Linked DNA regions of Mus musculus: region 1 is linked to region 2. Evidence: chromatin loops called from intact Hi-C (ENCODE). Cell type or tissue: gastrocnemius. All regions are shown on one strand.

Region 1 (2,500 bases), 73 kb after region 2:
AACTAACCTCAAGAGTCAGTTTTGGTGGTATGCCAGAGTTTGAATCCAGTCTTAGTTACATAGTGAAATTCCACCAATAAAGAAAGGAAGGAAGGAGGAAGGGGGGCAGAGAAGGAGGGGAAAGGGGGAGGAGAGAGAAAGGGGCAGAGGGAGGAAGGGGGAGGGGAGTTCTCTAATCTCTGGTTAGAAACAAATCATTTCCAAATACACAGTGTATGTTCATCTTTCATTTTTTAATTGAATCCAAACTAAGACACCAACCAAGTCCTTGTATTTTCCTCTTCCCTACTGTATTGAAAGTCTCTATAAAATTCCTGCCTGCTTATCAAATCCTTATTGCAAGAGATCAGAGTTGGTTGGTGATCTGTCTCTCACCAGGCTTGTCCCGCAGAAAGTGCTCAAAGCAGACAAATTGCCTGGACTGCCTACCTTAGAGGCAAAGAAAGGGTCCTACTTGCATGTCTGCAAGCCTAGAGACCCCCAAAATCTCTTTCAAGTCGTAACTTCGCCTTAGTTAGAGAAATGTCTCCTCTAATACCGTTTTTGACAAATAACCACCGAGCTAAAGCACCTTGCACGGTGCTGGGGCCCATTGGTTCACCCTCTCAGTGGCTCTGGGCTGGAGTAATATGCTTGGATGGGTGTCGATGCGCGGTCGCCCAAACGCGAAAGATGCTTTGTAGCATAGGCACTTAGTTATGGTAAGAACCCAAGACTAACAAGCTGATAAGCTGGAATCAAACTTCCAACCCCGTTACTTCGAGATTGCCCTTCAGCATGCAATCCTGGACAACTGTTTAACCTCCGCAAAGCCATGGTTCCTTTGCAGGTCTGTTAGGAGCCATAGTGCCCAGGCCTGGGGCGGTCTGATGAGCAAGTGAGTTAACCCAAGTGAGTTGACCCAAGTGAGTTATAGTACTAGGATAGCGCCCGATGACAGCAACGACATGGTTCTCAACTCTTAGTCTTTTAGGTAAGGGCGCTTGAAACTCCCAAACAATGACAGAGTTTGAATCAGCTCTCCGAGTTAGAAAATTTGAAAGCCTTGGGACTCAAACCTCAGCGCAAGAACGGAACGCGAGCAGGGAGGCGGCGCAGCACAGCTTTTTCTCCAATCAGAGTCCGCAGGGCTGGAACCACGTTTGCAACCTCGTCCAATCTGGTCCCCAGAAGGGCGGGGACGCCTACCTGCACCTGTAGCCTGGCGGCCGCCTCCTGTCCCACCCTGACCCTCCCCTCCTCCTCAGTTCTGGTGTCTTCAGGCCTTTGGCCAACCACCAGCAAGTGGGCAGATGTCTCAGCGCGTTCCTACGGACGCTCAGGAAGGGTAGTGCGCCGGAGTCAGTAGCCCAGGTCCTGTCTAGCTGAGGCCAGAGAGCAGAGTGAACGGGAAGAAAGGACGCGCCCTAGAATGTGAGACTCCCACCGGGAAAGGCTGACCAGACTCACCCTGGGGCGGAGGATCTGACAGTCCCTGCCACCTGAGCGGACCGTGCTGCCAACCCCAGGTTGTTCCGACAGTGTGCGAGTGTCAGGGGTGTTGGGCGAGATCAGCAACAACGATTCCTGCATCTCTCCTAGTCAGCGATAAGGGACACCGCGACTAAGCTTCAGGCACCCGGAGACGCCCCCTCCGTGTTCTAGACAGCCCGCGCGGCGCAGCGCGGCGCCGCAGTGGCCCTGAAAGCCCCTACAGGTGAGTGAACCAGAGTCCCTCTGCGTCTCACAAGGCAGGCCCTGGCGCTACGAAGTCCCTGGAGAATGCTGTCTAGCGCTTTGCAGTGCCCCTCCTCCTGCTGCCAGAGGAGAGGCCCCCCCCAGAACAGTGATCTGCCTACTTTTGCATTATTTGCCATCTTTTCCTTGCGCAATTCTCACAAAGCCTTTCCGTACACACCAAGTTGGTCACTGTGGAAAAGAAAGTGTTGGGTGGCTGCCCACCACCATTAATAAATGCCTTGGGGTGCGGTGTTTTTCCGATCTGCAGAATAGGGAGTAAGACGTTTGTAGACCCCAACGTTGACGGTGCCTAAGGGTGTGGGCGCCTTTCTTAGGGAAAGAACTTTGAGCTGGTTCTGCTTTTACGGTTTTCAAGCCCCAGTCCGAGTGAGTCCTCAGGACATCCCCAGGGAGGAGATGGCGCCTCCCCGTAGGCGCAGAGACTTCCTCTACCAGGCAGTTCCGGGAGAACCTGCAACAACAAACGGCCGCACAAGTTTCCCTCCTGCGCACTGGCGAATCCCAGGAGCGCCGCGGTGCGTGGGCTGCGAAGCGGCGGAGCTGAAACCTAGAAATGGGCGGCGCGCGCGAGCCCTGCCCACTCGTGGTGGCCGTGTCCAGTAGCACGCTCACAGGAAGTGTGCCAAGAGTCTGGCTTGCACTATCAGGAGCGTCTGGGCTCCGTTATTCAATGGTTTTCTGGAGTTCCTGGTTGGGCGCTCTCCTTTGGAGGATGGAAAGGCAACCAGCAAAGAAAAGTACCAGAAGACTTTGTTTACAA
Region 2 (2,500 bases):
CCATTGTGGAATGACCATGGGCATTCTTCCTATGACACATCCTCAAGGTGACACCTAACTCTACTTTATTTGCTTAGTCACATGGCCACAACAACTCTAACAGTACAGAGACAGTGGCTGTGTGGCTTCCTTGAAACTCGCAGAACTCTAAAGAGGGCGGGTGTCACTCGCTCTAAGCTTCCCAGACACAATTCGGTGTCTTCTTAGTAGTTAGGTTTCAAACTTGGTAAAATCATCCCAACAGCAGTTTGACATGGTCTTCCTTGGTTCCTTTAAAAGCACCACAGTCTGCGGAGTGCTGCTGGATACAGCTGAGATGTTTCCCCACCTGGGGTGCAGCGTTATTCACCGATACCCATGATGTAGACCCTACCCTGAGTTCACACCACCACTGTGATGCCACTAAACTAGCAGTTCCAGAAAGCCACTAAAGAATGTGCTCTCAGGCAGGGAAGGCTCAGCAGGTAAAGGCACCTGCCACCAAGTCTGATGTCCTGAATCTATAGTAGGACAGAACCAATTCTGAAAAGTTGTCCTCTCACCTCCACATGTGCACTGTGGCATGTGCACACCTATGTGCCACTGCATGTTTTTGGAGATCAGAGGACAACTTGTAGTAGCAGACTCTCTCTTTCCACCATACGGATTACAGGTTCAGACTCAGGTTGTCAGGCACCTTGACCCCAGTGAGCCATCTTACCAGCCTCTCCAGATTGTTTTTAATCTTCAAGGAGTTTAATGGTGGAACCACTCACTCACTGTACAAAATAAATGTTCACTTGCCAAAGTTTAACATATGACTAAGATTTAATGAACACAATATAAACATCACTATAGCCCTAATACAACAACTTTGAAAAGTCATCTGATAAAATGATAGGTTCTGGGCTGAAGAGATGGCTCAGCAGTTAAGACCACTGGCTGTGCTTGCAGAGGGATCAGGTCAGTCCCAGCACCTACATAGTACATCACAATTCGGTGTAACTCCAGTTGCGGGGTCTCTGAGGCCCTCTTCTGGCCACCGTGGGCACTGCATGTGCAAGGCTCACAGATACACCCTGTCAGAACACCCATACACATTCAATATAATTGTTTAAACTAGAGAAGGTTTTCATAGTCTTAGAAGCTACTTAGTCACATCACAGTTGTGGACACACAGAAGGGTACAAGTTGTTCCCAAGCCACACCCGTCTGTTCTCCGGATGGCCAGATGGGCACCTGAAGCCTGTGATTTCTCCCAACACTGGGAAAGTGTGGGGTTCCAGTTTACTGGCTTGGAACAATTGCTCCTGGTCCGTTTTTCAGAAGTCCGTCCTTTAACGTGTTTTTTCAGAGGTCAGACATGCAGGTGGGTAGAAGGGCATAAGGAGAGGTCAGGGGTGTGGAGCAGGAGAGGGAGGAGCCACCACAATGCATTCTGCTTGAAAGTGCAGAAGAAACCTAATACTGTGTATGCTGCTTAAAAAAGAAAAAAAAAAACACTCTAAAAATACCCAGCTGAGCCATGCCTGTGGCCAGCAAGTGACAGACTGGGGTTGGGGGAGGTGTCAGGTGCTACTTGGCAGATCTTGGATCCAAACAATGTCTTTTGCTCTGGAGAGAAGTGAGGACAAGGAGGACACCACGCCTTGTCTGAGGACAGGGGTTCAGCCCAAGCCCACGTGAGCCTGCACTCCCGGTGCCCAGCCTTATGGTCCTAGTTCCGCCTCCATCACACAGAACAAGGCAGCTGTGCATCAGAACTCAGCTACTAAGGATTTCCCAGTCACAGCCAAACTCTCAGCTGTCTGAGATGAGTGTTTTCAGGAAGGAGCCCAAGCCTCAGGGCTGAGAGGAGAGTCAGAGCGCTAGGCTGTATCTCGGTAGTAGAGCGCTTGCCTGGCTCACAGGTCCCTGGTTCAGGCCCTGACACTGTAGACAGTAATAACAAACCTAACTAACAGTGGCTCTTTCAAGGACAACTCTATCGTCTCCCCGAGCACATCCCACGTTGGTGTGGTTGTCCACTTAAAATGCTTTTGTCTTTTTCTCTGTCTAACACACGCTTGCTCTACACAAAGGCCTGTCAAAGCTTTTTGAATATTTCTCCTGGCCTTGACTTTCTAGAGTTCCTCTCCTCCGCCCCCGCCCCACCCCCCACCCCGTCTGCCTCCCTGAATTTATTGTGTCTTCTACCTTGTTCCCAGAACGCTTTGAACCTACCTCTTCCGAGTCCCGGAGCAGGAATTGTTACATGACTACACGGTTCAAGGCCATTTCTCTTCACTCTTGCAAATATTGGCTCCTTGAAGTGAAGGCCTGAATGTTAGTTATCCTTAGTTTCCTGTGCCCACCATAGTGCCTGGTCCAGGGGGAGAGAGTGTGATTACCAAATGACGTACAAGCACCCAGGTAACAAATTTCAGGCACACTGTGCCTGGACAATACTACGGCCTATTTAACCTGCAAGTGTCTGTCTCCCCTCCCCCACTGTCCTTTCAGATTTCTAGGTCAGATGCAG

The links. A loop is a pair of places that touch in the nucleus more often than their neighbours do. Peaks named below come from ENCODE experiments on the same cell type or tissue, not always from the same donor. Only the 100,000 strongest peaks of a DNase experiment are listed, where the experiment ranks them.
Region 1: a loop joins it to region 2, with 2.6 times the contacts of the local background. A loop is called at or near these places in 9 of 42 quality-filtered maps.

The regions. Positions count from the first base shown.
Region 1 is chr6:54,325,615-54,328,114 of GRCm38, forward strand. It overlaps Prr15 (proline rich 15), which reads left to right and starts at 1,287. Exons shown (of 2, transcript NM_030024.3): 1 at 1,287-1,696. The region is part of intron 4 of 9130019P16Rik (RIKEN cDNA 9130019P16 gene); the gene reads right to left. In gastrocnemius, no CTCF peak of the experiment used is centred here; DNase peaks (open chromatin) are centred at 1,196 and 2,300; H3K4me3 peaks cover 1,738 bases; H3K27ac peaks cover 1,380 bases.
Region 2 is chr6:54,252,364-54,254,863 of GRCm38, forward strand. The region is part of intron 6 of Chn2 (chimerin 2); the gene reads left to right. It overlaps Gm15527 (a long non-coding RNA gene), which reads right to left. Exons shown (of 3, transcript XR_003956307.1): 1 at 2,203-2,500. Among named protein-coding and RNA genes, the nearest start is that of Gm15527, 1.4 kb to the right of the region's middle. In gastrocnemius, a CTCF peak has its summit at 1,012 (motif pointing left); a DNase peak (open chromatin) is centred at 1,010; H3K27ac peaks cover 960 bases.